2 separate regions of the Homo sapiens genome follow, and region 1 is linked to region 2. The links are chromatin loops, found by intact Hi-C in ENCODE. Cell type or tissue: heart left ventricle. All regions are shown on one strand. Each heading gives the region's core, and the rest is flanking DNA. Links, peaks and the distances in the headings are about the cores only.

Region 1 (16,681 bases), core at 5,064-13,063, 250 kb after region 2:
GGAGTTTGAGACCAGCCTGGCCAACGTGGCGAAACCCCGTCTCTACCGAAAATACAAAAATTAGCTGGGTGTGGTGGTTTGCGCCTGTATCCCAGTTACTCAGGAGGCTGAGACACGAGAATCACTCGAACCTGGGAGGTAGAGGTTGCAGTGAGCCAAGATCACACCACGGCACTCCAGCCTGGGTGACAGAGCGAGACTCTGTCTCAAAACTAAAAATAAATTTAAAAAAGAGTAACTTGTATTCAATGATTCATTTACTAGAGTTAACAATAACTATATTTAAACAAGCAACCTGGAACAAGATCAAAAGAAATCCAAAGACCTAGATACAGTTAAGTAGATTTGTTTTTATCTCCTACAAATTTTCTTTCCTATATATTTTTTTCTTTTTGAGACAGCGTCTTGCTCTGTTGCCCAGGCTGGAGTGCAGTGGCACAATCTCAGATCACTGTAGCCTTGACCTCCTAGGTTCAAGCAATTCTCTTACCTCAGGCACCCAAGAAGCTAGGGGCATAAGGCATGTGCCACCATACCTGGCAACTTTTAAAACTTTTCTGTAGAGATGGGAGTCTCACTATATTGCCCAGGCTGGTCTCAAACTCCTGGCCTCAAGCAATTCTCCCTCCTTGGCTTCCCAAAGTGCTGAAATTACAGGTGTGAGTCACCATGCCCCGCCTTTCCTGTATTTTTGAAATACAAACACCAGAACAGTTTTCTTTAAAATACCAATGTCATCATATCATTCACATGCTTAGAATTTTTCAAAATCTCTCAGTGCCATTAGGAAAAGTACAGACTTCTGAGCTGGTTACTAAGATTTCTCTTCTAGGCCGGGTGTGATGGCTCACGCCTGTAATCCCAGCACTTTGGGAGGCCAAGACGGGCAGATCACCTGAGGTTGGTAGTTTGAGACCAGCCTGACCAACATGGTGAAGCCTCGTCTCCCCTAAAAACACAAAAATTAGCTGGACGTGGTGGTGGGTGCCTATAATCCCAGCTACTAGGGAGGCTGAGGCAGGAGAATTGCTGGAACCCGGGAGATGGAGGTTGCAGTGAGCTGAGATCACGCCATTGCACTCCAGCCTGGGCAACAAGAGCGAAACTCCATCAAAAAAAAAAAAAAATTCTCTTCTAAAAGGGAATCCTTGTACACTGTTGGCAGGAATGTAAAATAATACAGCCACTATGGAGAACAGTTTGGAGGTTCCTCAAAAAACTAAAAATTGAGCAACCATATGACCCAGCAATCCCACTGCTAGGTATATACCCAAAAGAAAGGAAATCAGGGTATTGAAGAGATATCTGCACTCCTGTGTTTGTTGCAGAACTGCTTACAATGGCTAAGATTTGGAAGCAACCTAAGTGTCCAACAGAGGAATGGATAAAGAAAATGTGGTACATATACACAATGGAGTACTATTCCGCCATAAAAAAGAAAGAGATCCAGTCATTTGCAACAGCATGAATGGAACTGGAGGTCATTAAGTTAAGTAAAATAAGCCAGGCACAGAAGACAAGCAGCACATTTTCTCACTTACTTGTAGGACATAAAAGTCAAAATGATTGGGCTCATGGATATAGAAAGTGGAAGGATGGTTACCAGAGGCTGGGGGGGGGAGTCGGGGGGAGGTAGAGATGGATAATGGGTACAAAAAATAGTTAGAATGAATAAGACCTATTGATAGCACAATAGGGTGACTATTTAAATAATTATATATTTTAAAATAAAGTGTGTAATTGAGTTGTTTGTAACTCAAAGGATAAATGCTTGAGGGGATGAATACCCCATTCTCCATGATGTGCTTATTTCACATTGTGTCCCTGTAACAAAACGTCTCATGTACCCCATAAATAAATACACCTACTGTGTATCCACAAAAATAAAATAATAGTAATTCAAAAAGAAGAGACTAGTAAGCATTAAAAACATCCTGAAATTTTTTCCTTTCCATAGCAATATTGAAAAAAAAAAACTAAGTTTATCATTCTGTGAAAAAAAAAAATTCTCTTCTATGTGGCAGCCCCAAACCTACCTTTCCAGCTGCATCTCCCACTGTTTCCCTATGAGCACTTGCATTTCCAGCCAGTTGGGTCTCTGAGTAAGTCTTGTTCTTTCTTGGTGCTATGCCTATGTTCATACCATCTTCTCTACATAGAAAACTTTCACCAGCTCTTCCTATCCATATCAATTTTACTTATCTCTAAAAATCAGGCTCATATCCTCTGTGCTGTGTGAGGATTTCTTTGACTCCTAACTCGTCAAGTCAATCTTTCTAATTCCCATACCAAAAAGCATTCTTGTTCCAGTTCTTAATGTTGCTGTTAGGTTGTAAGGTGTGTCACCATTTGTTACCACGAAGAATTAAAGCAGAAGATTATGAATTTTAAAGTCATTAATTAATTGAAGCATTTTAAAGATTCTTTCCCACATGAATGCCACTTTCCCCCACCTGAGTCTGGCTGGGCTTTCTGTATGGGGGGCCACCTCTACAGCACTGGTGACAGCATGTCACCTGGTGTCTGCCCAGGAGTGTGTCTTGCTGAATGATTCTGAGTGCAACACTTTGCCATCCACTCAGCTTGTCCTTTAAGATCAGCCCCCAGGGCTCATGTTGGAGTATCAGACACCTCTAAAATATTGAGACTCCTGTGCAGGGATTTACGGTAGGGGAGGACCCTTGAGATGACTCCAAATCTATAATGTCCCTAGCAGCTTCAGCAGTTACCAGTGGGTGGAGATGTTAGGAAAGGAGTTATAGTTTGGGTGTAGTGACATGGTGGAGACAACACAGAAGCTGCCAGGACAGGCAGTGGTAGAGAGATGATAGAGACCACTTTGCAACTGAAAAAAACTTTGGGAAAACACGAGACCACCCCATCCCCACCCCTGCTTAGAGACTCCCAGAAATAGTTGGGTGGTATTTGAGAGTGGTCAGATTTCCCAGAGTTGAAGGCGACAGCAGAGTCAGAGAAATAACATTTTTACCATTACTGTGACTATTTTATTTCAGACAGGTGTGGCCTAGGACAACATGGGTTATATTCAGATGTGTTTATTTGCCATCTTAAGGCACACAGAAACAGCAGAGAGATAAAAATAGTTGCGTTTAGGTTACAGGATTATGGGTAATTTTTGTGGCAACAGTTTAATAACATATATAGTTATTATTAACCAGTTACCACAGAATTAACAAATATTATAAATATAAAAATGTTATCAAATTGCTACCATAAAATTTTATATGTTTAAAAAATATGGGCCAGGCACTGTGGCTCATGCCTGTAATCCCAGCACTTTGGGAGGCCAAGGTGGGCAGATCACTTGAGATCAGGAGTTCGAGACCAGCCTGGCTAACATGATGAAACCCCATCTCTACTAAAAATACAAAAATTAGCCAGTCGTGGTGGTGTGCATCTGTAATCCCAGCTACTCGGGAGGCTGAGGCGTGAGAATCGTTTGAACCCAGAAGGAGAAGGTTGCAGTGAGCTGAGATCGTGGCACTGCACTCCAGCCTGGGTGACAGAGTGAGACTCCATCTCAAAAAAAAAAAAGATATAGTGTATATATGTATATATTTATATCAATACATATTCACACATATGTACAAGGCATACCTTGTTTTATCATGATTCACTTTATTGCATTTCACATATGTATATTGCATTTTTACAAATTGAAGGTTTGTAGCAACCCTGGGTCAAGCAAGTCTATTGGCACATTTTTTCCAATAGCATATACTCACTTCCTTCTTGTGTCACATTTTGGTAATTCTCATAATATTTCTAACTTTATTTTTATATCTGTCATGGTGATCTATGATAAGTGACCTTTGATGTTACTATTGTGACTGTTTTGGGGCACCATGAACTGTACTCATACAAGATAGTGAACTTAGTTAATGTCGTGTGTGCTCTGACTGTTCCACCAACTGCTCAGTCCCCCATCTCTCTCCCTCTCCTCCGGCCTCTCTATTCTCTGAGACATGATGATGTTTAAATTGGGTCAATTGGCCAGGCACGGTGGCTCACGCCTGTAATCCCAGCACTTTGGGAGGCCGAGGCAGGTGGATCACGAGGTCAGGAGTTCAAGACCAGCCTGGCCAAGATGGTGAAACCCCGTCTCTACTAAAAATACAAAAAATTAGCCAAGCATGGTGGCATGCCCCTGTAATCCCAGCTACTCCGGAGGCTGAGGCAGATACTTGCTTAAACCTGGAGAGGCGGAGGTTGCAGTCAGCCGAGATCACGCCACTGAACTCCAGCCTGGGTGACAGAGCAAGGCTCTGTGTCAAAAAAATAAAGAAAAAAAAAAAAGAAAGAAAGAAATTGGGTCAATTAATCACCCTACAATGGCCTCTAGGTGTTCAAGTGAAAGAAAGAGTCATGCATCTCTCACTTTAAATCAAAAGCTAGAAATGATTAAGTTTAGTGAGGAAGACATGTCAAAAGCTGAGATAGGCCAGAAACTAGGCCTCTTGCACCAAACATCCAAGTTGTGAATGCAAAGGTAAAGTTCTTGAAGGAAATTAAAAGTCCAACTCTAGCAACACACTAATGATAAGAAATTGAAACAGCCTTATTGCTGATATGGTGAAAGTTTGAATGGTCTGGATAGAAGATCAAACCAGCCATAACATTCCCTTAAGCCAAAACCTAATCCAGAACAAGGCCCTAACTCTCTTCAATTCTGTGAAGGCTGAGAGAGTGAGGAAGCTACAGAAGAAAAGTCTGACGGTGGCAGAGGCTGTTGCATAAGGTTTTAGGAGAGAAACTCTCTCTGTAACATAAAAGTACGAAGTGAAGCAACATGTGCTGATGTAGAAGCTGCAACAAGTTATCCAGAAGATCTAGCTAACATAATTGATAAAGATGGCTACACTAAACAACAGATTTTCAATATAGACAAAACAGCCTTCTATTGGAAGAAGATGCCATCTAGGACCTTCTTAGCTAGAAAGAAGTCAATACCTGGCTTCAAAGCTTCAAAGGACAGGTTGACTCTCTTGTTATGGGTTAATACAGCTGGTGACTTTAAGTGGAAGCCGATGCTTACTTACCATCCCCCAAATCTTAGAGGTGACAGCGTTCTGGAGCCCTCACAGCCCTCCCTCGCTCTGGGTGCCTCCTCGGCCTTGGCGCCCACTCTGGCTGCGCTTGGGGAGCCCTTCAGCCTGCCGCAGCACTGTGGGAGACCCTCTCTGGACTGGTGGAGGCGCAGCCGGCTCCCTCTGCTTGTGGGGAGGTGTGGAGGTAGAGGCGCGGGCGGGAACCCGGGCTGCGGGCGCTCTCAGGCCAGCGAGAGTTCCGGGTGGGCATGGGCTGCACGGGCCCGCACTTGGAGCCGCCGGCCGGCGCTGCAGGCCCCGGGCAGTGAGGAGCTTAGCACCCAGGCCAGCAGCTGCGGAGGGTGCGCGGGGTCCCCCAGCAGTGCTGGCCCGCCGGCGCTGCGCTGGAATTCTCGCCAGGCCTCAGCTGCCTCCCCGCGGGGCAGGGCTCGGGACCGGCAGCCCGCCATTCCCGAGCCTTCCCCTACATCATGTGCTCCTGCACCGCCCAAGCCTCCCCTACGAGCGCCGCCCCCTGCTCTGCGGCGCCCGGTCCCATCGACCGCCCAAGGGCTGAGGAGTGCTGGCGCACTGCGCGGGACTGGCGGGCAGCTCCGCCTGCGGCCCCCGTGCAGGATCTACTAGGTGAAGCCAGCTGGGCTCCTGAGTCTAGTGGGGACTTGGAGAACCTTTATGTCTAGCTAAAGGATTGTAAATACACCAATCAGTACTCTGTGTCTAGCTCAAGGTTTGTAAACACACCAATCAGCACCCTGTGTCTAGCTAAAGCTTTGTAAATGCACCAATCAGTGCTCTGTGTCTAGCTAATCTAGTGGGGACTTGAAGAACTTTTGTGTCTAACTCAGGGATTGCAAATGCGCATTTATGCGTGTTCTGTGGGTAAACTGTTATCAAACAGCATCTCATGCTACAGAGAGATCTTTTGTGAAAGGCAGAGTCAATTGATGCATCAAACTTCATGGTTGTCTCATTTTTAAAAATTGCCACAGCCATCCCAACCTTTAGCAACCACCACCCTGATCGGTCAGCAGCTACCAACATTGAGGCAAGATCCTTCACCTGTCAAAACAGACCAATCAGCTCTCTGTAAAACAGACCAATCAGCTCTCTATAAAATGGACCAATCAGCAGGATGTGGCTGGGGCCAGATAAGGGAATAAAAGCAAGCTGCCCCAGCCGGCAGTGGCAACCCGCTCGGGTCCTTTCCACACTGTGGAAGCTTTGTTCTTTCACTCTTTGCAATAAATCTTGCTGCTGCTCACTCTTTGGGTCCGCACTGCCTCTATGAGCTGTAACACTCACCGCGAAGGTCTGCAGCTTCACTCCTGAGGCCAGCGAGACCAGGAACCCACTGGGCGGAATGAACAACTCCCCACGGCAGGAATGAACAACTCCAGAGGAGCCACCTTAAGAGCTGTAACACTTACTGCAAAGGTCTGCAGCTTCACTCCTGAAGCCAGCGAGACCACGAACCCACCAGAAGGAAGAAACTCCGAACACGTCTGAACATCAGAAGGAACAAACTCCGGACACACCATCTTTAAGAACTGTAACACTCCCCGCGAGGGTCCGTGGCTTCATTCTTGAAGTCAGTGAGACCAAGAACCCACCAATTCCAGACACATTAGGACCCTCAAGAATTATGCTAAATCTGCTGTACCTGTGCTCTATAAATGTAACAACACAGCCTGGATGACAGCACATCAGTTTACAGAATGGTTTACTGAATATTTTAATTCCACTGTTGAGACAGTGGGATTAAATGCTCAAGCGAAAGCATTCCCTTGAATATATTAGTGGTCATCAACAATGCAGCTGGTCACCCAAGAACTCTGAGGAGATGTAAAAGGAGATTAATGTTTTCATGCTGCTAACATGCATCTATTCTGCAGCCCATGGCTCAAAGAGTAATTTTGATTTTGGGGTCTTATTATTTAAAATATGTATTTCACAAGGCTATATCTGCCATAGCTAGTGATTCCTCAGATGGATCTGGGAAAAGTAAATTGAAAACCTCATAGAAAGGATTCACCATTCTAGATGCCATTAAGAACATTTGTGACTCATGAGAGGAGGTCAAAATATCAACATGAACAGGAGTTCGGAAGTAGCTGATTTCAACCCTCATGAATGAGTTAAAGGAGGTCAAGACTTCAGTGAAGGAAGTCACTTCAGATGCAGTGCAAATAGCAAGAGAACTAGAATTAGAATTGGAGCCTGAGAACTAGAACTAGAATTAGAAGTTACCATCTCATGACCAAACTTGAACGGGTGAGGAATTGCTTCTTATGGATGGACAAGGAAAGTGGTTGCTTGAAATGGAATCCGGTGAAGATGCTGTGAACATAGTTGAAACGATAACAAAGAAATTATTACGTAATCTCAGTTCATAAAGCAGTGGCAGGCTTTGAGTGGATTGACTCCAATTCTGAAAAATATTCTGTGGGTAAACTGTTATCAAACAGCATCTCATGCTACAGAGAGATCTTTTGTGAAAGGCAGAGTCAACTGATGCATCAAACTTCATGGTTGTCTTATTTTTAAAAATTGCCACAGCCATCCCAACCTTTAGCAACCACCACCCTGATCAGTCAGCAGCTATCAACACTGAGGCAAGATCCTTCACCAGCCAAAAAAAAATTACAACCTGCTGAAGGCTCAGGTGAGCATTAGGATTTTTTAAGCAATAAGATATTTTTAAATTAAGGTACAAACATTATTTTATATTATATATATATTATATATTATATATATTATATAATATATAATATTATATATATATATTTGAGATGGAGTTTCACTCTTGTTGCCCAGGCTAGAGTGCAATGGCACAATCTCGGCTCACTGCAACCTCTACCTCCCAGGTTCAAGTGATTCTCTGCCTCAGCCTCCCGAGTAGCTGGGATTACAGGCATGCACCACCACGCCTGGCTCATTTTGTATTTTTAGTAGAGACGGGGTTTCTCCATGTTGGTCAGGCTCGTCTCAAACTCCTGACCTCAGGTGATCCTCCCGCCTTGGCCTCCCAAAGTGCTGGGATTACAGGTGTGAGCCACCACGCCTGGCCAATTTTTTAGACATAATGTTATTGCACACTTAATAGACTATGGTATAGTATAAATAAAACTTTTATATGCATTGGGAAACCAAAAAATTTCTTTTCTTTGAGACAAGGTCTTGCTCTGTCACCCAGCCTGGAGTGCAGTGGATCATAGCCCACTACAACCTCAAACTCCTGGACTCAAGCAATCCTCCTGCCTCAGCCTCCTGAGTAGTTGGTGTACAGGTGCACACCACTGTACCTGGCTAATTTTATTTATTTTTATTTTTGTAGAGACAGAGTCTTGCTATGTTGATCAGGCTGGTCTTTTTGTTTGTTTTTGAGAGGAAGTCTCGCTGTTGTTGACCGGGTTGGAGTGCAATAGTGCAATCTCAGTTCACTGCTACCTCTGCCTCCCAGGTTCAAGCAATTCCCCTGCCTCAGCCTCCCTAGTAGCTGGGATTACAGGCGCCTGCCACCATGCCCAGCTAATTTTTGTATTTTTAGTAGAGATGGGGTTTCACCATGTTGGCCAGGCTGGTTTTGAGCTCCTGGCCTCAGGTCATCTGCCCACCTCGGCCTCCCAAGGTGTTGGGATTACAGGCATGAGCCACTGCGCCAGTCAGGCTGGTCTTAAACTCCTGGCCTCAAGCAGTCCTCCTGTCTCAGCCTCCCAAAAGGCTGGGAGTATAGGCATGAGCCACCATACCTGGCCAACATACATTCCTCACATTCATTTGGATACACTTTCTGACTGGACACTTCATGAGTCAATGACAGATTCCACATGAGGCCCCCTTCAGTTTCTGGTAGGAAAAGCCAATGTGTTTGGAGACAGAGGAAGAAAAGTTTCCATCAGGACATGAACAGGGAGATGGGAGATAAGTAGTCACTACCTGTGCACCAAGGAAAGATAAAAGAGAAAAGTAAATGATACAAGCTCTCTAGACATCAGGGTCAGCTTAGGGTAAGATCAGCTCGTAGACAGAATAGGTCTTTAGTCCAGTTCAATTCCACCCTCGTCTCCTTGGATCTCATTTTCTTCCATTTCTCCTTCAAATCCTTATTAAAATCTATGAAAGCACACCTCATTTCTTTGCCTGACTTTGTGTTTCTTGGGGCTCTATTAGCACAAGCGCTCATCCTCTGACTCTGAGTTCTTGAACCCCAGTTCTGGCTTTACTTTCAAGCACCAACTAGGGGATCCTGGACACCACATAATGCCCTTTAGGCCTCAGAAGATTCCCTCACATTAAGCTGGCTGTGTGGTGGCCTAACTCCCAGCTGCCACCTGCCGTCTTGCCCTGTGGATGTTCATCTACCAGGGAAGAGCTTTGGTGCAGACCCGGGCAATCAGTACAGTTTCATGAATGACATGGGCTCCTTTCCCGGGTGGACTGCATTCCTATCATTCCTGAGAGCATGCTCTGCTCTGATCCGTAACTTATCTGACCTCAGGAAGGCTTGAGAACATGTAAAGAAAGCAAATGAGCTGGGTATGGTGGCACATGCCTGTACTCCCAGCTACTTGGGAGGCTGAGATGGGGAGGATCACTTGAGGCCAGTAGTTCAAGGCTGCAGTGAGCCGTGATTGTGCCACTGCACTCCAGCCTGGGTGAAAGAGTGAGACATTGTCTCTAAAGAAAGTAGACTGTGGCTAAGGTCAGGCCCAGGCCATTCTTTCTGGGCCTACTGCTCTGTCAAGGATTTCTGGGGTTTACCATGCTTTAACCTCTGGGGCCTCTTCAGACTTCATGAATAGCATTTAGGTAAGCCAAGGTTGTAGATGGCCCCCAGGTCACATGACTCCCCCACCCCCATCCCAAGTGGCTTACTGAGTCTCAGATTTGTCTGATGCATTCATTAAGAAAATCCCAGCTGGGTGCGGTGGCTCACACCTGTAATCCCAGCACTTTGGGAGGCCAAGGCGGGCGGATCACAAGGTCAGGAGATCGAGACCATCCTGGCTAACATGGTGAAACCCCGTCTCTACTAAAAATACAAAAAATTAGCTGGGCGTGGTGGCAGGCACCTATAGTCCCAGCTATTCGGGAGGCTGAGGCAGGAGAATGGCGTGAACCTGGGAGGCGGAGCTTGAGTGAGCAGAGATCGCGTCACTGCACTCCAGCCTGGGTGACAGAGCGACACTCCGTCTCAGAAAAACAAAAACAAGAAAACCCCACGCAGAGTAAAGTGCTTCTGCAGAGCCTATGAGAAATCCTTCCTTTTGTCTTTACTTGGTCCATACACTATTCCAGGTGGCTCCAGGGATTCCTGGCCTGGTTAATATAAAGGAAACTTCTGGTAGCCTGACAGAAACTCTAGTCTAGGTTCCAGGTTTTCATCAGTTGAGAATTAATGGTTAACTCCCAATATCCTGAAGAAGTATCAGGGCTGTTTAATGCCCCAACATTGCCAAATAACAAGCTTTCTGTTGAACACCTAAAGCCTGCAGAGTTTCACTAATCCCATTGAGATCCTGACTTTTGGGACCAGACTGGACATCCCAGAGTTGCCAAAGACACCACACCCAGCATGAAATACTATGGCTTCAGGGCAGGCTCTAGATCAGTCTTCTGACACTTTAATGTGCTTGTGAGTCATCTGGGGATTTTGTAAAAAATGTAAATTCTGATTCAGCAGATCTGGGTGGGGCCTAAGATTCTGCATTTCTAACAGGTTCCCAGGTGGTGCTGATACTGCTGGCCTGAGGATCACACTTTGAGTGGCAATACTGTGAAGGCAGCAGTGTGGATGGAAAACACTCCAGAGTTCAGATTCCCTTCAATGAATATAGTTTTCCTGCAGCTGGAACGGAAAGTAGCTTTGAGACAAATGGTAATAGTCTTTATCCACTTGGCCTTTGACATCCCCTTGTAAGCAAGCAGAGACAAGGGAAGTGATTAGTGCTCAAGAGGAACCCACACACGTAGGTATTTCTGCCCAGCGGCACATATAACACCTCAAATGCTCACCTCATATCACCCCATCCCTCACCCACCCAGTGATGCTGACTGTTTTAGCCTTTAGGCCCTAGATAGGGCAGAAGAGAGGGTGTGAAATTGCTCAGTGACTGAACAAGGGTTAGTTCTGGAGAGCTGGGATTCTTAGAGAAGGTAACAGGGTTCTTTTCTCTTCAGTCTCTACTGGCTGTCCAGGTAGTAGTTGGCAGCTCACTGGGAAGGGCACTGTGATAGTCAGAAATAAATAGGCCAGGCGAGGTGGCTCATGACTATACTCCCAGCACTTTGGGAGGCTAAGATGGGAGAATTGCTTGGGACCAGGAGTTCGAGACCAGCCTAGGCAACATAGTGAGACCCCCCCCCTCATCTCTACAAATAATTAAAAAACTAACTGGGTGTGGTGGTGAGAGCCTGTAGTCCCAGCTACTCAGGAGGCTGAGGTGAGAGGACAGCTTGAGCCCTGGAGGTGGAGGTTGCAGTGAGCCAAGATCACGCCACTGCACTCCAGCCTGGCCAATAGAGTGAGACCCTGACTCAAAAAAAAAAAAAAAAAAAAGGGAAAGAAAGAAAAAGTAAAAATAAAAATATAAAATAAATAAAAACTTATTCCTGCTCTCCAGAGTCTTCTTATCAAGTGAGGAAGACACACGTGGGCAAATAACAATGGAATGATGTGCTAACTCTCTAACAGGCTTATGACAAATATCTATATTGAATGTACCTAGCAAGATGGTGGAGAATGAGGTTTGGGAAGGGTTCTGGAAACTCTTCTCAGAAGAGTAGGCCAGGAGCTAGGACTTTTCCAGGTGTAGAAGGAGGCATGGAAGGGTTTTCTACCCAGCATTTTCCTCAGGAAAGGGCCAGGAAGAGAGAGTAGCTCCAAATAGAAGCCCCTGGACCAAGATTCCTCAGAACATATGACATACGGAAGGTGACTGAAAGAGGAGCAAAGGCGCTTGCTGAATATTAGATACATGATTGGGCAGATGGAGCGTCTACTGTGGTATGAAGTTTTTCTCTTTTTTAATGTTTCTTTGAGTGATTTTATAAGTATTTCTAGTAAAGTTAAAAGTAGATAAAGAGATGATTGCTGTAATGAAAGGGGTGTTTATGAGCTTCTCAAAGATCTTTGCACCAGAAAGAGATCAAAGTCAGACCACAGTGCTGCAGGGGTGGGTCTGTTGCCTACCGCCAGCTGCAAAGGGGCATAATTGCCATCTAGTGGCACAAACCCACAAGTGTGAGCTCCATTCTTGGCGTCTGTAGTCTCTTCAGGTAAGAAATTGTTATGGCCTATACAACCTCCTCTGTCCTCTTCCAGTTCCTAGGCCCTTAGTTTGGTTACTGGAGAAGATTGGTCCAACTAGGAAAATGTCAAATGGACAGTATTATGCAAGAGATTAATTCATATTAAAATGTAAAGAGTCACTCAAATGAATGTGAATGACTGATGTTGCCTTGATGTCTAATTTGAGAGAGGAGAGGTGTTGGTGGAAGGACCAGGAGAACAGGAAGAGCAGGAATAGGGTGGGGATGGGCTGTCCCTAAGAGAAGGAACAAATACAGGAAGAGGCCCTGCAGGAGCAGCTGCCTTTGATTTTACTTGTTTACCTTCTCCTGGGAAGAAGCAAATAGAAGTTGCTCGTGACATTATTTTCAGAGCTATTTTCAGATAGTGTGGCTAGAAAGGGCCGCGGTGCTATTTTGCTAGCAAGAGTGTTTAGCACGGCTAATTTTATCACAGAGTGGCTTTGTTCCTAGATGCACCAGCATGTTGAATTAAACATTTTGAAGAAAGGAATCCCCTATCAGTGCTTCCTTGATGATGTGTGGTAGCTCCTTTGGCACCATGAGGGCCAGAGCATGGTCTTCTGCCAGTGCCTGACAGGGGATCATTGGTTAGAGTCTGTTTCAGTTTTCATACTGGGCTCCAATTCTCCAGGGCCCCTTATTATTTGCCTAATTCTTACATTACATAGAGAGAGCCCCAGGGCTCCTTATAGACTGTGAAAAGGTGTTTTCAGATAAGGAGGGTGACATGTAGCAAAGCAGAGCCATTATAGAGCAGGTGAGAGCCGGAATCCAAAGGAGGCCACAATCAATAAAACACAGGTAAAATGGGATTTCTGCAATCAAGGATTTTACAATCAGACCTACACCATTCTCATTTTGGCTTCTGATGAGCTGTGTGACAATTTAATTTTAATTTTTAGTTTAGAGGAGACAGGCTCTGGCTTTGTCACTTAGGCTGGAGTGCACGGCTCAGAGAAGCCTCAAACTCCTGGGCTCAAGTGATCCTCCTGCCTCAGCTCTTGAGCAGTTGGGACCACATGCGTGCACCACCACACCTGTCTATTTAAAAAAAAAAATTTTTTTTTTGTAGAGACAGAGTTTCACTATGTTGCCCAGGCTAGTCTTGAATTGCTGGTCTCAAGTGATCCTCCTGCTTCAGCTTCCCAAAGCACTGGGATTACAGGTGTGAGCCACAATGCCTAGCTCTGTGTGACAATTTAGGCAAGTTAGCTGATCTCTGGGGTCAGTTTCTTTGTCAGTAAAATGGAAATAAAAAGGTGCTGTGGTTTTTTTTCCAATGCCTACCTCCAAATCTCCCTTCTGAGTACCCCACTTCCTTCACTGTGCCTCCCCACTTCCTGTTGGCACAGTACCATCCTCCAGTGTTGCTCAGAGATCCCCCTCTTCTAGAAGGAGGAGTTCTCGTGGGGGATGGAACAAAACCACAATGAAGGTATATGAAGGCTGAAGCTTCTGAGCTGCTAAGAGATGTTCAGTGTTTGGGCTACCAGGTGGAGGACCCCTCCTTTCAGAATCTCCTGGCTTCTCTTTGGAATCCCTTCCTCCCTCTCATGCAAGGGACTGTATAGGGACCCCTTACCAAAAGTCTAGGTGTGGGTGGCTCAGGCTGACACTGCTCTGAGTCTAAATGAGGGATGGCTTTTCCCTAGGCACTAATTATTTGGTTCCCTTTTCCAAAGGGGCTCTTTTCACCATCTGAGTGTTAAAACCTCAAAAGGTCCAGATTAAGAAGCTAGACCCGAAGAAAAGAGTTTTAGAAAAACCGCCAGCTGCTCTTAGCCCTATTCTGGGATTTCTCATATTCGGATTATATACAATCCTCTTTTTAAAAAAATTGTGGTAAAATACACATGTCATAAAATTTAGCATTTTAAGCTTTTTTTTTTTTTTTTTTGAAACAAGGTCTCGCTCTGTCACACAGGTTGGAGTGCAGTGATACAATCATAGCTCATTGCTGCCTCCACCTCCTGGGCTCAGGTGATCCTCCTGCCTCAGCCTCCTGAGTAGCTGGGACCACAGTCAGCTAATTTTTTATTTTTGTAGAGACAGGGTTTCCCTATGTTGCCCAGGATGGTCTCAAATTCCTGGGCCCAAGGATCTTATCAACTTTACCTCTCAAAGTGCTGGGCTTACAGGCATGAGCCATTGCACCTGGCCCTTTTGAAGCATTTTTAAGTGTAAAGTTCAGTGGTAATAAGTAGATTTACATTGTTGTACAGTCATCACCACTATCCATTTCCAGAACTTTTTCCATCATCCCATATTGAGATTCCATACCCATTAAACACTAACTCTCCATTCCACTCTCCCCCGACTCCCTGGTAACTGCTATTCTACTTTCCATCTCTCTGAATTCTAGGTAACTTAAATAAATGGAATCATATTTGTCCTTTTGTGTCTTATACAGGCCTCTTTTAAAGGAAAAAAATTGTATGTTATAGACATGCTGTACTGAGTATTCTGATGTTACATACACGTACACATACGTGTAAAAGTAGATATAAAATGCTAAGCTTATAGCTCCACTTAAGCTTAGGCAATTATAAAATAAAATTACCAAACTAAACCTAAAAATCCACAAAATCTTGTATTATTAAGTTTAGTGTGAGAGATAATGTTTTGCTAAAACAAAACTTCCAAAGGCATCTAATAATAGAAATAGTTTTGGGTCTGGTTTCTACATTTAATTTGTGTTTGCATTTTGGCTCCAATTATTTTAATGCAGAGACTAACTGCACACATATGTTGTAGAAAATGTTACTAGTAACATCAAAGCTTTGTTTGATACTGCAGGATAATCAGGCCACATACTTAGCCATAATATTGCCAGTAAGCAATTCTTGGAGGCCAATTTTAATGAGGCATTACTAGATAATAATGTAAAATTATCTCTTCTTGGAGATAAAAGTAATATTGTGGTATTGTTGAAATATGAATTAAAGGGGCATCTACTCTAATTCTTGTTAGAATTGGGAAGAGAGAAACCCTTTATTGTGATTACCTACTATACTTGCTGCTAATGAACTGTTGCAAGTTGATATATACAAAGATAAGCTTTAAGTAATGGAATCTAAATACGAAATTGCCAGCAATGTCCAGGTTCTCTTGAGTTCAGTGTACTTATAAAACTATCTTGATTGCTATGAAACAAGCCACCCCAAAGCTGAATGGCTTAAAAGAACATGTGTCTCTCAAGTCTATGATTTAGGCAGAGCTTGCTAAGGATAGCTTATCTCTACTCCACTAGACCTTACCTGGGGTGGCTCAAATACTAGAAGCTGAAATCACCTCATGCAGAGGTCAATAAACATTTTCTGTAAAGGACCATATAGTAAATGATTTTCAGCTTTGTGGGCCATGCAGTCTCCGTTGTTAATACATTCTGCCATTGTAGTGCAAGAGCAGCCATAGACAAGTAAATGGACATAGCTGTAGTCCAATAAAACTTTACTTATAAAAACAGGCAGCAGGCTAGATTTGGCCCTCAGTTCAAAATCTGCCAACCCCTGATCTAAAAGCTTGCTCTCTCACATGCTTGGCAGTTGACACTGGCTGTTGTCTGGGACCTTACCTGGGTCTTCCAGCCAGAACACTTCTCTATTAGAGAGAGCCAGGCAGAAGCCCTATATTTTATTTTATTTTATTTTATTTTATTTTATTTTATTTTATTTTATTTTATTATTTTATTTTATTTTATTTTATTTTATTTTATTTTATTTTATTTTATTTTATTTTTGGCAGAGTCTCAGTCTGTCACCAGGCTGGAGTGCAGTGGCGCGATCTTGGCTCACTGCAACCTCCACCTCCTGGGTTCAAGCAATTCTCTTGCCTCAGCCTCCTGAGTAGCTGGGACTACAGGTGTGCGCCACCATGCCTGGCTAATCTTTTTATAGTTTTAGCAGAGACAGGGTTTCACCATGTTGGCCAGGTGGTCTTGATCTCTTGACCTTGTGATCCGCCCACCTTGGCCTCCCAAAGTGCTGGGATTACAGGCGTAAGCCATAGCACCCGGCTGTCCTATCTTTTTAAAAACCAAGCCTGAAGAGTCATGAGGCATCACTTCTACCATGTGATTTGTTGAGGCAATCACAAAGCCCCATCCAGGTTGAAGGGTAAGAAATATAGATGTCATCTCTTGATGGGATAGTGACAAGATTCTGGAAGAGCATATAGGACCAGGAATACTGCTGTGCTCATTTTTGAAAAAGACAGTCTTTCACATTTACCACTTGCCATGTGATGAATCAATTCTCCCACCACTTTCTTACATTCAAAATCATTTCAAAATTGTCACT
Region 2 (16,681 bases), core at 4,349-12,348:
CCTTTTCAGAGGTCATAACTAGAAACAGAGCTAGAAAGTAATTTAAATCTTATCAGTGGTAAACAAATTTTAGGAGGTGGCATCAAAGAATCTGGTTATTGAATGTGGCTGGAAGGTAAACAATTTCAGTAGTTGTGAAAAATCTTGATGGTATTAGGCATGAAGGAGTAGATCAGAAGAGAAAATAATATTTGAGACCAGACATTCAGGAAGAACCAGAAGGAGATCTCCACCAAGTGGTGAACATTAGATATATTACTTAGAAGAGAGCTTGAGGCTAAAAGAACTGCTTTGGTAGTACCTGCGGTATAAGTGCTAGGTGGCTGTGACAGTGTATAACAGGCAAAGCAGACAAAGAAGAGTGCTAAAGATGGGCATACAAATATACAGAAAAAAGAGAAATTGAAACAGAAGGCTGAGTTAGAAGTACAAGGAGTTGGGTGAGGTCCCATAAGACAGTGACACCATGGGGGCAAAGGAAGGCGAACACTTAAACGACAGAGAAGTATCTTATGACACAATGAACCCAGGCAAAAAATACAGCCCAAAAGGTGTTCACTGCAGGTGGCCACTAAGGTTTCCTTTCTGATCTTGCTGAGGTCACGGGAAGAGCAAGCCGACCATAATCACCTGACATGAGTTTAGTGGAATTAAGTTTTCCTTTCAAAGTACTGCCAGTGAGAGAGAGAGGAGAGAACAAAGAACAAATATTTATTAAGCACATAGCATGTAAGAGCAGTGTGCTAGACACATCAATTTTCTTTTCTCATTTGAATTTTACAGATACAATATTATCCTCTTTTACATGTGAAAAACCTAAGGCTGACAGAAGTCTCAAGGTTACAATTTGTCAGTGGTAGATAGGGATACAAATGCATGTGTCACTGACTCCCTAAAATGGTCTATCCAATGTTAAGGGCAGAAAACAAGGAAGAGTTTTTACAAAATAACATTTAAAAAGTCATTTTCTTAAACTACAGTGATTATACCATAAAAAAGAAACATGAATCCTTTTGAGTTGTATAAAATATATAAAGGTTTTGTAAGATCACGAGGTTATAAACAAGTTTCAAAAGTTAAATAGACTTTTTGGCAACTTAAAAAAAACCCTGATTTAAATAAAATCTACCCCTATCATGGTAATTCAACTTAATAAAATGAACATCAACATTATACCGAATGGGCAAAAACTGGAAGCATTCTCCTTGAGAAGTGGAACAAGACAAGGATGCCCACTCACCACTCCTATTCAACATAGTACCAGAAGTGCTAGCCAGAGCAATCAGGCAGGAGAAAAAAATAAATGGCATCCAAATAGAAAAATAAGTAGTTAAACTATTTTCTTTGCAGATGATATGATTCTATACCTAGAAAGCCCTAAAGACAAAGGTTCCTGCCAAAAGGTTCCTGGAACTGATAAATGCCTTCAGTAGTTTCAGGATAAAAAATCAACAAATGAATAAGTAGCATTTCTATACACCAATAATGTTCAAGCTGAGAGCCCAATCAACAACACAATCCTATTTACAATAGCCACAAATAAAATAAAATAAAATAAAATAAAATAAAATAAAATAAAATACCTAGGAATACCTCTAACTGAGAAGGTGAAAGATCTCTACAGGGAGAACTACAAAACACTGCTAAGAGAAATCACAGATGACACAAATGGAAAAGCATTCCATGCTCATGGATTGGAAGAATCAGTACTGTTAAAACGGCCATACTGCCCAAAGCATTCTACAGATTCAATGCTATTCCTATCAAACTACCAATGTCATTTTTCATGCTATTCCTATCGAACTACCAATGTCATTTTCCACAGAACTAGAAGAAACTACTCTAAAATTCATATGGAACCAAAAAAGAGCCCATATAGCCAAAGCAATCCTAAGCAAAAAGGACAAAGCCAGAGGCATCACATTACCTGACGTCAAACTGTACTATAAGGCTACATTAATCAAAACAGCATCATATTGGCACAAAAACAGATTCATAGACCAATGGAACAGAACAGAGAACCCAGAAATAAAGCCACACACAGCCATCTGATCTTCGTCACAGTCGACAAAAATAAGCAATGGGGAAAGGATTCCCTATTCAATAAATGGTGCTGGGATAACTGGCTAACCACATGCTAAAGAATGAAACTGGACCCCTATCTTTCACCATATACAAAAAGTGACTCAAGATGGACTAAAGATTTAAATATAAGACCTCAAACTATAAAAATTCTACAAGAAAACCTAGGAAACACTATTCTGGCCATTGGCCTTGAGAAATAATCTATGACTAAGTCCTCAAAAGCAACTGCAATAAAAATAAAAATTGGTGAGAACTAATTAAAGAGTTTCTGCATAGCAAAAACAACTATCAGCAGAATAAACAGACAACTTACAGAATTGGAGAAAACAGACACAAACTACACAACTGACAGAGGTCTCATATCCAGAATCTATAAGAAATTTAAAACAAATCAACAAGCAAAAAACAAATAACCCCATTAAAAAATGGGCAGAACACGTGAACAGAAACTTCTCTAAAGAAGAGATGTAAGTGGCCAACAAACATGAAAAAAATGCTTCACATCACTAATCATCAGAGAAATGCAAGTCAAAACCACAATGAGATATCATCTCACATCAGTCACAATGGCTAATTAAAAAGTAAAAAAACAACAGATGCTGGTGAGGCTGCAGAGAAAAGGGAACACTTATATGCTATTGGTGGGAATGTAAATTAGTCCAGCCACTGTAGAAAGCAGTTTAGAGATTTCTCAAATAACTTGCTTGACCCAGCAATGCCATTACTGGGTATATATCCAAAAGAAAAATTGTTCTACCAAAAAGATACAACCATTTGCATGTTCACCACAGCATTCTTCACAATAACAAAGACATGGAATCAACCTAGATGCCCATCAACAGTGGACTAGATAAAGAAAATGTGGTACATATACACCATAGAATACCATGCAGCCATAAAAAAAATTACGTCCTTTGCAACAACATAGATGCTGCTGGAAGCCATTATCTTAAGCAAATTACTGCAAGAATAGAAAAGCAAATACTGCATGTTCTCACTTATAAGTGGGAGCTAAACACTGGGTAATCATGGACATAAAGACGGCAATAATACAAACTGAGGACAACCAGAGCAGGAAAGAAGGCTGCAAAACTAACCACTGGGTACTATGCTCAGTACCTGGGTGAAAAGATCATTCATACCTCAAACCTCAGCATCACCCAATACACCCAGGTAACAAACTTGCACATGTACCCCTGAATCTAAAATAAAAGTTGGAAAAAAATATTTTAAACTGTTAATAACAGAGGTCTTTAGCAACAGAAGAATACTATGAAGAAACAGTCATCTAACTGGCTAAACAAGATAAAATTGAGTATAAAAAATCTAAAACTTATTTTAAAATGCTTTGTGAAATATACTTAATAGAATGCCATGCAAAGGCTTGCATGGTATTATTATTTTTTTAAAAGGCCATTATAGACTTCTGCATCTAGCTGTGATGAAATAACGAACACTGAAACTGCCCTCCAGGTGTAAACAACTAAGAAACTGGCTGACAAACAAAATTCAACATTTTTAAAGAAGTAGGAAAATATAAGAAGAGAAAAAATCAAAAGTCAGTCAACAGACACAGATCCAGAAATGACAGAGAAGACAGAATTGGCACATAAGGACTTTAAAATAGCTATTATAACAAGGAGAGAAATAGAAGATATAAAAAAGAACCAAATGGAAATTGTACAGTTAAAAAATACAGTATGTGAAATTAAAACTTCACAGGAGAGGATTAACAGGTTAGACACAGGGAAGAAACTCAATCACTGAATTAAAAAAATAGCAATAGAAACTATCAAAGCTGAAGCATGGAGGGAAAAAACATGTACACATGTGACTTGAGTCTGATGGTGGGAAGTATGGGGTGGGAAGTAGGGCAGATGCAGAAAAACTATTTGAAGAAACATTACCAAAACTTACCCAAATTTTATAAAAACCATGATTATCCCACAAACACAAGAAGTTCAATGAACCTTAATGAGGACAAATACAAAGAATACTATAAAAACTCATAATCAACTGATAAAAGCCACTCACAAAGTGAAAATCTTCAAGAATGCCAGAAACACATTATAGACAGGGTATATACAGGGTATCAACAGTTGACTTCTTAACAGAAACAATGAAAGCCAGAAGAAAATAGAGATCTCTCCAAAAACTGAAGGAAAAATAAACCCTGGAAACCAAGGGAAACCAATTTCTGCATCAAGTGAAAATATCCTTCAAAATACATTTTTAGGCAAACAAAAGCTAACCAAGTTTGTCACCAGCAGATCTTCACCACAAAAAAGTAGTTCAGGATTAAAGAAAGACTTCTGAAATGGGCATTCTGATCTACACAAAGGAATAGAGAGCACCAAAAATGGTAAATATGTGGTTAAATGTATGATATTTCCCCCTCATTAAAAAATTCCTCTTGAAGAAATTGTTTAAAGCAAAGTAACAACTGTTGCGGGAAGTCAGGGACCCTGAACACAGGGACCAGCTGGAGCCACGGCAGAGGAACATAAATTGTGAAGATTTCATTTTAATATGGACATTTATCAGTTCCCAAATAATACTCTTATAATTTCTTAAGCCTGTCTTTACTTCAATCTCTGAACATAAATTGTGAAGATTTCATTTTAATATGGACATTTATCAGTTCCCCAAATTAACAGTTCTGTAATTTCTTATGCCTGTCTTTTTTTTACTTTAATCTCTTAATCCTGTTATCTTCATAAGCTGAGGATGTACGTCACCTCAGGCCCACTATTGTGTTAACTGTACAAATTGACTGTAAAGCACGTGTGTTTGAACAATATGAAATCGGTGCACCTTGAAAAAGAACAGAATAACAGCAATTTTCAGGGAACTAGGGAAGACAACCATAAGGTCTGACTGCCTGCAGGGTTGGGCAAAATAGAGCCATATTTTTCTTCTTGCAGAGAGCCTATAAATGGATGTGCAAATAGGGAAGATATCACTAAATTCTTTTCCTAGCAAGGATTAATACTCTGGGAAAGAAATGCATTCCTTGGGGGAGGTCTATAAACGGCTGCTCTGGGAGTGTCTGTCTTATGCCATAGAGATAAGGACTGAAATCCGCCCTGGTCTCCTGCAGTACCCTCAGGCTTAGCAGGGTGGGGAAAAATCCCGCCCTGGTAAATTTGAGGTCAGACCAGTTCTCTGCTCTCAAACCCTGCTTTCTGTTAAGATGTTTATCAAGACAATACGTGCACTGCAGAACATAGACCCTTATCAAAAGTTCTGCCTTTTGTCCTTTGTCCTGTTTCCTCACAAGCATGTGATCTTTGTTCTGCCTTTTGCCCTATGAAACATGTGATCTTGGGACCTACTCCCTGTTCTTGCATCCCCTCCCCTTTTGAAATCCTTAATAAAACTTGCTGGTTTTGCAGCTCAGGTGGGCATCACGGTTCTACTGATATGTGATGTCACCCCCGGAGGCCGAGCTGTAAAATTCCTCTCTTTGTACTCTTTCTCTTTATTTCTCAGCCAGCCGACACTCATGGAAAATAGAAAAAACCTATGTTGAAATATTAGGGGCGGGTTCCCCCTATAAACAACAAATATTGTAAGGATTATAACATGTAGAATTAAAAAGTATGAAAACTATAGCACAAAGAACAGGAAGGGGAATGGAAATACTGTCACACGGTTCTTGTTTTCTATATGACATGGTACATTACTACTTGAAGACTGACTGTAATATATTGATGCATATTTTAAATCCTAGACCAACCTCTAAAAATGCAACAAGGAGGTATAGCTTAAAAGCCAATAGAAAAAATAAAAACCACTGATTTAATCCATAGGTGGCAGTAAAAGAGGGGGAAAAACAGAGCAAAGGAAAGATGGGATGAAAGGAAAACAAATACGAAGGTGCAAAACTTAAACTCAACCACAGTGATAATTACACTGAATGTAAATAGTCTAAGTACTTCAATTACAAAGGCAGAAATTGTCAAACTCAATTAAAAAACACCTAACTATATGTCTGTAAGAAATGCACTTTAAATTAAAACACATAGAGTAAAAGTAAAAGAATGCAAGAAGTTATACCATGCAAAATCATAAGAAAGATAGAGTGCCTATATTAATATTAGAAAATGAAGACTTCAGGATAAGAAAATTAAACAAAAATAAAGAGGGGCATTTCCTAATGATAAAAGTCATTTTAAGACTAAATCTAAAATTATTGAGAATACCATGTGTTGATGAGAATGTGAAGCACTGGAATTCTGATGTGTTGTTGGTGGGAGTGTAAAATAGTAAAACTGCTTTGGAAAATAGTTTGGTAACCATACACTTACCATATGATCAGCAATTTCAGCCCTACTTTTTTATTCAAGAGAAATATAAACATATGTCTGCAAAAACACCTGTAAACAAACATTCATAGGAGCTTTACTCATAATAACCAAAACCCCAAAACAAGTCAAATGTCCATTCATAGGTGAATGGATAAAGAAATTGTGGTATACTCATAAAACAGAATACAACTTAGCATAAAAAGGAATAAACAGGTGATACAGGCAGCAACACTGACGAATCTCAAAAACATGGTACTGAGCAAAAAAAGCCAGATACAAAAGAAATATATGATTTCGTTTATGAAATTCTAGAATAGGCATCTGTAGTGACAGAAAATAGATCAATGATCACCTGAGACAGAAGATGGGAAACTGACCACAAAGGAGAATGAACAGGGTGACCAACCATCCCAGTTTGCCTGGGACCATCTTGGCAAACCCCTCAGTCCAGGCAAACTGAGACATTTGGTCATTCCAGGCTATAAAAAGAAACATTTTTAGGGTGATAGAAATGTTCTAAATCTTGACCAGGGTAGTGGTTATATGGGCATGTTTGTTGGAATTTACTAAACTGTCATTTAAAATGCCTATATTTTATTACATATAAATTATATTTCTATTAACTTGATTTAAAAAGTAAAAAAAAAAAAAAAAGGGACCATTATGTAATTTGTGTTGCCTTTACTAAATGCAAACAGAAGTTTAACCTTCTTAAATTGCTATTTATAAGGCTAGCATTAAAAGTATCAGAATCTGTCAAACCCTAAAATCAGAACTATTTTATATACAATATGCATATTTTTTAAGAAAGCAAAGATGAGACATAATCAAGAGGCATTTAAAAAACTTTTCAGCCTCTGAAGTTATTCACATTTCAAAACGTTTACTTAGAGCCTATTCCTCAAGAAGCTCTAGGGCAGAGAGACTTGTACGTAAATCAACAACAATCAGGTGACAATAGTATAGCAAAGTAAGTATAGGTAATGTGTGAGGTGAAAGTGCTACACTGCACTGGAAAGAGGAAGGGATTCAGGAAAGGTTCTGGAAGGGGAGTCAAGAGCTGATTTTACTTAAGGAATGTAGCAGGCAAATGAGTAAAAAGTACATTCTATGCACACTAGATGTGTAGGTGAAAAACAGCATTCTAAAAGAGAATAAGGACTGGATTATAGATGGATGATATAATTAAAGGCTAAAAGGTAAGCAAGTGATAGATATGAAGAGCAAAGATTCAGAACGCATGACTATCTTTAACACCACAAACATAAGACATTTTAACAACTATCCTATTTCAACCTCTGAGTATATCTTTAGGTTTTATATTAAGTTTTTATTAGGTTCAGAGTATATTTCTACCTGATTTACTCCAGCTGAATTCTACATTTGGAACTTTTGAAACAGAATAATTGAATAATTTTATAGATAAAAAAGATGTTTGACAAATTATCATTTCATACACAAAACAAGTCTTAGGGTTCACTTGAATTTTAAGAGATGGAAATTTTTTTTCCTCCAAAACGTTTAGACTAAAGACATATATTTTGAGTAATTAATACTTATTCCTGGATTTCCTGAAAACTGAGTCCTTTTTTGACTTAAAGGAAATTAAACTAGATGGAAATGCTTTATGCACTCTTCTGTAAGTGTATTTCATACAAAAGAGGGGGGAATTTTAAAAATTATCACACCAATGGGAAGGGAACATATTCTCAGTTATCTATTACTAGAACTCATGATCTTTTCATTTGTTGCAAAAAGCATCAAGATCAGCCTGCCCCACCCCTTTGGGGATGTTGTTCATCCCCTTACTATTAAATCAATCAATTTATCTGTTCCTGGCCCTACCTAGTTAGAAATTTATCCAAACACTGAAAAATATCAACACAGGAATTATGAGTTGATAATTACTGTCTTCAAAGAAGTACTACGGCCCAAGAAGCACCTCACAAAAAGCAACTGACAAGCTCTGAAACGCTAGTATTTCTTCCACAACGTTGTTTATTTTATAGTTCAACACCAGAGGTCGCCAAACTTCAGCAATAGAGGTGCATGTGTAGCCTTTAAGAGCGAAGTAAAAGAAAACCTATTAGAAATGTCGCTACTCCGCTTAAAATCCTGCAATTGCTTCCAACTGCTTACAAGCTAATGTGATCTGGCCACTGTCAACAGCTCCAGTCTTCTCCTTCCTGGTAAACTCATATTCTATCAACCCCACCAGGCAGAACCTTAAGCGACAACCATAAAGAAACACACCAAACCTAGTTTTACTAAATATTTATCCACTCCCTTCCGCTCCCTATCTGGTAAATACTTTTTCATGTTTCAATATTCAGCTCAATGGTTAGCTCTCCTAAGAAGGCTTTCCAGACAGCACTACTCTGAGTGAAATGCTTCTGCCTTTGTATTCTGCTCAGACATCTGGAATAATACTGGGCTTGCCCTATTGCCCTCAGTTCCTCTCCTCCCATCCATCAGTCTCTGAAGCCCCTGAAGGCAAGAAACCTCTAAGTTCTTGCCCAGCACCTAGTAAAAACTGTTCACTAAATTAACGCATGTAGTTAATGTGGTATGCACCTTGAAAGACTAAAGGGATGTATGGCTAGGCTTATAGATAATGAATTCAATAAAGGTTTTAAAAATGAAATTATATAACACAACATAATCATTGTATAAATGGTTGAATACCTAAACATCTTCATTTATTTTCTGCATATGGAATTTGGAGTGTTGGGTTGTGTTAGATTGGCTGCTATATCCTCAAAAGGACAAATTTTTCTAAATAGAAAACATGTATTCTGTTTCAAAATATCAGTCTAATGACAATAGAATCACTATCATTTTCACTTATAGAGGACTGATATGAAATGTCATCTCCTCTGGCATTTTCCTACAATTTACAGATTTTACTATTTATTTTTTGAGACAGAGTCTTGCTCTGTCAGCCTGGTTGGTGTGCGGTGGTGCAATCTTGGCTCACTGCAACCTCTACCTCCCAGGTTCAAGTGATTCTTGTGCCTCAGCCTCCTGAGTAGCTGGGATTACAGGTGTGCTCCACCACACCCAGCTAATTTTTATATTTTTAATAGAGATGAAGCTTCCTCCTGTTGGTCTTGAGCTCCTGGCCTCAAGTGATCCACCCATCTCAGCCTCCCAAAGTGCTAGGATTTACTGCATGAACCACCGCACCCAGCAGGTTTTACTTTTTAAATCTACTAGTTGTAGGTAGCTAAAGTAATAAGCTCAATAATGCAGATTTTACCCAGTTTATACCTCTCCCCTATACTATATGATTACAAGTTGGTATAAGCAACCATTTTCTTGGGGTGCAATATTTCTCTCTCAGGGTTTCCTTCTAATTTCCAAAAGGCAAAGAGCAAAAAGGTATAGCTGCAGCAATATGAGTCTTAAAGCCCCATTAAGAACTTCAGTGATTTTCATCATTTTTCAGAGCAGCAAGCTGTCACATTATTTGAGCACAAGTAAACAATTTGGGTAAAGTATTTATTTAAACTAGACAGAATGAACTACTAAAGGAGGGTCCCCCCGTGTGCCTATACTCTATTTCATTCACTCTTTCTTGCCTGTCATTTAACTCAAGTTGATCAGCTCTCCTTCCCTTTTAGGGGGCAATCGGGGTGGATGGTACAACTCTGAGAAACCCTTTAGAGTCCTTTGCAAAACTATAGTCAGGGTTTATTGCCTTCCTTAAGATGCAGTGGAAATGACAAAGACATTCTTTTACAGATAGATGTGCTCACTTTTGCCTTAAAAAAAAAAAAAAGCTTTACTGTACTTCATGTATCATGAAACCCACCCCTTATACAACTGAGTGATTTTTACTACATTTACAGAGGTGTGCAATCATCACTGCTGTCTAATTTTAGAACATGTTCATTACCTCAAAATGAAAGCCTGTATCCATGAGCCATCATTCTCATTTCCCCCAGCTCCCCAGAACCACTAATCTTTTTGTCTCCACAATCTGTCTCTTCTGGACATTTAATATAAATAGAATGGAATTATATAATATGTGGCCTTTCGTGTGTGACATTTTCTTATCTATTCATCAGTTGCTAGAAATTTTATTTGTTCCTTTTTTGGCTATATAACATTGCTATAAACTTTGCGTACATGTTTTGTGTGGATGTAAGTTTTCAGTTATTAGGATATATACCTACAAGCTGAATTGCTGGGTCATATAACTCAATGTTTAATAGTTTGAGGAAGTGCCAAACTTGTTCAAGGTTTGCATCATTTTACAACCACACCAGCAATGCATGAAGGTTCCAGTTTCCCCATATCCTCACCAACATTAGTTACTGTCTTTTTATTTTAGTCATTATGGAGAGTGTGATAATAGTATTCATTATGGTACTGACTTGCATTTCCTTGATGAATAATGATGTTGAGCATCTTTTTGTATGCTTACTGGCCATTTGTGTATCTTCTTTAGAGAAGTGTCTATGCCGATTCTTTGTCCATTTTTCAAGTGGGCTTTCTTTTTATTATTGAGTTGTAAGAATTCCTTACATACTGTAGATACAAATCCCTTACCAGACATAATTTGTAAAAATTTTCTCCAATTGTCTTTTAAGTTTCTTGATGCTGTCTTCTAAAGCACAAGTTTTTAAATTTGACAAAGTCCAATTTACTTCTATTTTCTTTTATAATGTGTGCTTTTTGTGTTACATGTATGAAAATATTGACTAATTGAAGTTCACAAAGATTTATATCTGTTTCCTTCTAAGAGTTTTATCGTTTTGGCTCTAACATTTAGGTCTTTGATTCATTCTGAATTCATTTGTTTTTAATTAATTGACGAATTATAAGTGTATATAGTTTTGAGGTAAACAGTGATATTATGGGTATACAATGTGGAATAACAGAATCAGACTAATTAACATACCGATTACATTAAATACTTATCATTTGTTCCTCCTGTCTAACTATAATTTTGTACCCTTTGACCAACATTTCCCATCCTCTCCACCTTCTGGTAAACACTATTCTTCTCTCTCCTTCTGGAATTCAATCGTTTCAGAATCCACATATTAGTAAGACCATGCAATATTTCTCTTTCTATGCCTGACTTACTCTACTTAGCATAATGTCCTCCAGGTTCACCCATGTTGTCACAAACGACAGAATTTCCTTCTTTCTTAAGGCTAAGTAGTATTCCACTGTAGTGGATATATATATACCATATTTTTCCTTCCGTTCATCCACTGATAGGTACTTACGTTGTTTCCATATCTTGGCTTTTATGAACAGAACTTGAGAGTACAGATATCTCTTTGACATACTGACTTCAAGTCTTCAGGATAGATTACCTAGAAGTGGAACTGCTGGATCATACTGTAATTTTATTTTCAGTTTTTGAGGAACCTCCATATAGTTTTCCATAATGGTTGTACTAATTTACATTCCTAACAACAGTGTACAAGGATTCCCTTTTCTCCACAAGCTATATAATTTTTGTATATGGTGTGAGGTGGGGGTCCAACTTCATTCTTTTGCATATGGATCCAGTTGTCCAAGCACCATTTGTCAAAAAGACTATTGTTTCCCCATTGAATTATCTTGGAATCCTTGTCAAAAATCAATTGACAATAAATATAAAGGTTTATTTCTAGACTCTCCATTCTACTTAATTGATCTGTATGGCTACATTCACGCCAGTAATACATTGTCTTGATTACTGCAGTTGTGTAGTAAGTTTTGAAAACAAGAAGTGTGGCTGGGCGTGGTGGATCATGCCTGTAATCCCAGCACTTCGGGAGGCCAAGGTAGGTGGATCACTTCTTGAGCCCAGGAGTTTGAGATCAGCCTGGGCAACATGGTGAAAACCTATCTATAACAAAGAATACAAAAATTTGCCAGGCATGGTGGTGTGTGCCTGTAGTCCCAGATACTCAGGAGGCTAAGGTGGGAGGACAGCTTGAGCCAAGAAGGTGCAGGCTACAGTAAGCCATGATTGTACCACTGCACTCCAGCCTGGGTGACAGAGCGAGACTCTGTCTCAAAAAAAAAAAAAAAAAAGTGGCTCCTCCAACTTTATTCTTTTTCAAGACTGTTTTGGACTTCATTCTTTTCTTACTAAATAAAAATTTATACTTGGAAACAAATCATCTTCCTCCCCGCCAAAAAGTTTTGATTACGTAAACTATTGAACATAAAGTGAAAAATTCATTTTTGGTTGATACATATTCATAGGAGTCAAAAGACCTTTTTTTCTAGGTGAATTTCAGCTAAAGTGGTATTCTCAAGGAAGCAGTATAAAATAGAAAGGGGGGTATATGAATCTCTTGGATTAAAAAAAAATACATGTAAAAATCTGTATACACATCAACCAGTTTTACTTTCCTTCGAGAATCACTAACACTATAGTTCTTTGTAGCATCACAAGCCAAGATTTCCTTCATACTGTCTTAATATCTTATACATCAAATAAACAATAAAATATTGCTTTATAAATATGAAATAGCATTCAGTATACTTTTAAAAACTAGAAATGCCCCTTTCTACAAGATTGCTAGTTTCTTATACTTTTCCTACTAGCCAACTATTAAGAATCATTGGTGTCAAACATTTTAACCTTTTATTGCAAAAAAGGAAGCAAGAATTCCTTAGTAAAACATAGATCCTGAAGTCAGGGGTCTAGCATATGCATGCTATCAACCTGACAGATTTCTGTCCCTGTCCCATCTCTCACCTGCCCCTTCATATACTTTATAGATTTCTCCAAAGAAAATGTATTAAATTGAGGCCCTGAAATTAGGTCAACACACAAAATAACTCAAAAGGCAACCCTGCACAAGAATCTGCAGTTGATGACTACAGGGTATTATATCCCAGGAAAAGTAATCATATGGATGGTCCTTTGACTCAGGTCCTAAAATACAACTATAAATAAATTAGTTTTGAAGTGACAATGTCATGAAACTTCAGTTTGTCTGGAAAAAAGTTTCTTTGTATAAATAAAACATCACTGGCAAATTAGTAAATAACTACACTGCATATTCTGGGAAAAGTAACGATTTCAAATGGATGCCATTATCTGCAAGTCAAAAGACAAACTGAGCTACATCGCCAGGAGTTATTTTTCCATGCCTAGGCACACATACTTTTAAGTATACAGGGATTTAACTAAGTATGGGTAAGTTACTGTAGACCAAATACAATTTCATAATATTAGTTAAAATTAATGTTTCTTTTGGTCTATGGAAAACATTATACTAATGTTGAGCAGTTATTGCATTAGAATAATTCTTTTAATGCCTCCGTTTTTCTTATTTTAAAAATGTTGGCATCATATCGTATGTGTAATACCCACTTTCTACAGGTGGTTATTATTAACTGTAGTCTTATTTCCTTGTACTATAATAGGGGAAAGATGTTTACCCTGGAGTTCTTGGGAGAGCTACGGGAAGGCCAAGAATCACCTAAAGTTGCATACAAACTGTTTGGTATTTATTCATTTTTCTGGGGGGAAGTGTCCACTATTACTAATAGATTTTCAAAGTAGTCCATGATTTAAAAACTATTAAGAGCTGCTGCTCTGATCAGCAATAAATGAAAAAATTTAACTGATAATACAAGAACAAATTAAGTACCAACTAACACAATCAGTCAGTCAAGACAGCGCCACTGAACTTCCAGCCTGGGTGACAGAGCAAGACTCTGTCTCAAAAAAAAAAAAAAAAAAGAAAAAGAAAAAGAAAGATTGTCTGACAATGAAAATGTTAAGTCAGGAAACAAGAGTGTAGGTACACATGGGCACTGAACAAACTATAGGACAGGACAGGGATAATTAAAATCCAAAATATTTGCTAAATGAAGATGGTGAAAATAAGGTTGAACTGTACAGAAGCTCCTTGATTTAAAATGGGGTCATATCATGGCAAACCCATACATAGTAAGCTGAAAATATCCTAAGCTGAAAATGCAAACAATATGTCCAATCTACTGAAATCACAGCTCAGCCTAGACTACCCTTAAATGTGCTCAGCACAATTACATTAGCCTACAGTTGGGCAAAATAATCAAACACAAAGACTATTTCATGATAAAGTGTCAAACATCTCATGTAACCTATTAAATATTGTCTTAAAAATGAAAAACAGAATGGTTGTACAGGTACTCAAAATACAGTTTCCACTGAATCTGTGCTGCTTTCCCAGTATTGGAAAGTCAAAAAATCATTAAGCCATCCTAAGTCGGGGACTGTCTGTAACTGAAAGCAAAGCAAAGGAATTGTGGGGACCATGTGTAATTGAAAGCAAAGCAAAGGAACTGACCATTACAATGGTTGAAACAGAATTAAACCTAAAGATACCTCAAATTGATTTCACTACTGTAAGATTTAGGGGTTGCATCACTAATTTGCTGGTAGACACAAATTTTTACAATATACATATAATAAGTAATAAACACAACTCAATGGGTTCTGGGTATCAAGTTGACATTAAGGATCATATAGTTTTTCCCGAAGGTACAAAATTCCATGAATAGAGGCTATAAATTGAGCTACAGATGAATCAGATGGTTTTTCCACCACCCTACTCTTCCTGTATATACGGTAATACAGTAGTTTCCCCTTAACTGTGGAGGATATGTTCCAAGACTCCCAGTGGATGCCTGAAAACATACGTAGTACCAAACTATATACTATGTTTTTCCTATACATACATACCTATGATAAAGTTTAATTTATAAATTAGGCACAGTAAGAGATTAAAAGCAACAACAATTAAAATGATATACTGTAAAGTTCTGTGAATGTAGTCTCTCTCTCAAAATATTTTCTTGTACTACACTTATCCTTCTTGTTGTGATGATGTGAGATGATAAAATGCCTATGTGGTAAGATGAAGTGAGGTGAATTACACAGGCCTTGTGACATAGCCTTAGTCTACTAATGATCTTCTGACTGTACACCAGGAGGAGGATCATCTGCTTGGAATGATCCTGGATCAGTGAGCCATAATAATGTCCATGGCTGGATGTCAGGAGCAAATGATGTCGATGACTAACGGGCAGGTAGTGTATACAGCATGGATATACTGGACAAAGGGAGGATTCACGTCCCAGGAGGAATGAAGCAGGACAGCATGAGATTTCAGCATACTACTCAGAACAGCATGCAATTTAAAACTCATAAATTGTTTATTACTAAAATTTTCCACTTAATGTTTCTGAACTGTGGTTGGCTCTGGGTAACTAAAACAGTAGAAAGTGATACCTGTGGATATCAGGAGACTACTGTAGTAACAGTAATAGTAGTAGTAGTGATGCTTACTTCTTAGGGTTAATATAATAATTAAGTGTGGTAATGAATGTAAAGTGCTTAACCCAGTGCCTGGCACAAAGTAAGGTCTCACTGAGTGGCAGCTTTTATGATGAGCAGTCATTTCCCAATATTGGAAAACGTAGAACTCTGAGGAGCCAGGGATCCACTGATCTTTTTGTCTAAATTATACCACAAACAAGCATCAAATTGAAAGCCTAGGAAAACAATTATTTAGACAAACATTTGTAACAAAAATGTAACTCTCAACTTCTGTAGAACTGTTTTTGTTTACTAACAAAAACAAAAAATTGAAAGCAACTACTTTTTCATAAGTCCTGCAACTGTAAAAAGATATGATTTCTTAGAAAAAATCAACATCACATAGTAGTAAAAAGCAAAAAATAAAAATTCTCTCCTTTTCCCCTTCCCTTAATTCTATTCTCCATTGTAGAATTTGTAGGTCCTTCTAAATCTTTTTCTACGGATAGGCATCATAAGAAATGAAGCCCGCCCATCTACTTGGCTCCCATAGCACAATCAAAAGTTTATTTGCATCTGTGTTGTACTTTCAAATTTCTTACATAAAATTTCAGTTACAGATAACTGAAATTACTAGCTCTTCCCTGTGTAAAAGCTATCTACATAGATATCTAGGTTGGTTAATTAATGTTAAGAGAAAACTAAACAGTAGTTTAGTAAAGCTGTATTACAAAAGAAATTAAGAAAATTTAATTGCCTTATAAAATAATTTTATTATTGCAAATAATTTAAGTATCAATATATTTAATGTCAAGCTTTTTAGAGAAGATATACCCAAATTCTAAAGGCCAGTTACAAAAACTATGAAAGCTATACTGAAATTCTATTATCAAGAGGTGTAGCATTGACTAATTCTGTCCTAAAACTCTTCTATTCAAAAGCAATAGTCAAATTATTACTATAGCATAAGTAAATGTTTATGATATAAATGAAACTATCTCTGTAGGAATTTTAATAT

Evidence for each region. Hi-C counts contacts between places; a loop is a spot of excess contacts. Peaks named below come from ENCODE experiments on the same cell type or tissue, not always from the same donor. Only the 100,000 strongest peaks of a DNase experiment are listed, where the experiment ranks them.
Region 1: it touches region 2 in a loop (8-fold over the local background); 16 of 110 quality-filtered maps call a loop at or near these places.

What each region holds. Positions count from the first base shown.
Region 1 is chr3:120,135,000-120,151,680 of GRCh38, forward strand. It overlaps LOC105374065 (a long non-coding RNA gene), which reads left to right and starts at 10,665. Exons shown (of 3, transcript XR_924392.3): 1 at 10,665-10,947. RefSeq lists an enhancer at 10,082-11,281. In heart left ventricle, for the core only: a CTCF peak has its summit at 9,404 (motif pointing left); no DNase peak of the experiment used is centred there; H3K27ac peaks cover 790 bases.
Region 2 is chr3:119,883,712-119,900,392 of GRCh38, forward strand. The region is part of intron 7 of GSK3B (glycogen synthase kinase 3 beta); the gene reads right to left. Among named protein-coding and RNA genes, the nearest start is that of NR1I2, 110 kb to the left of the region's middle. In heart left ventricle, for the core only: a CTCF peak has its summit at 8,406 (motif pointing right); no DNase peak of the experiment used is centred there.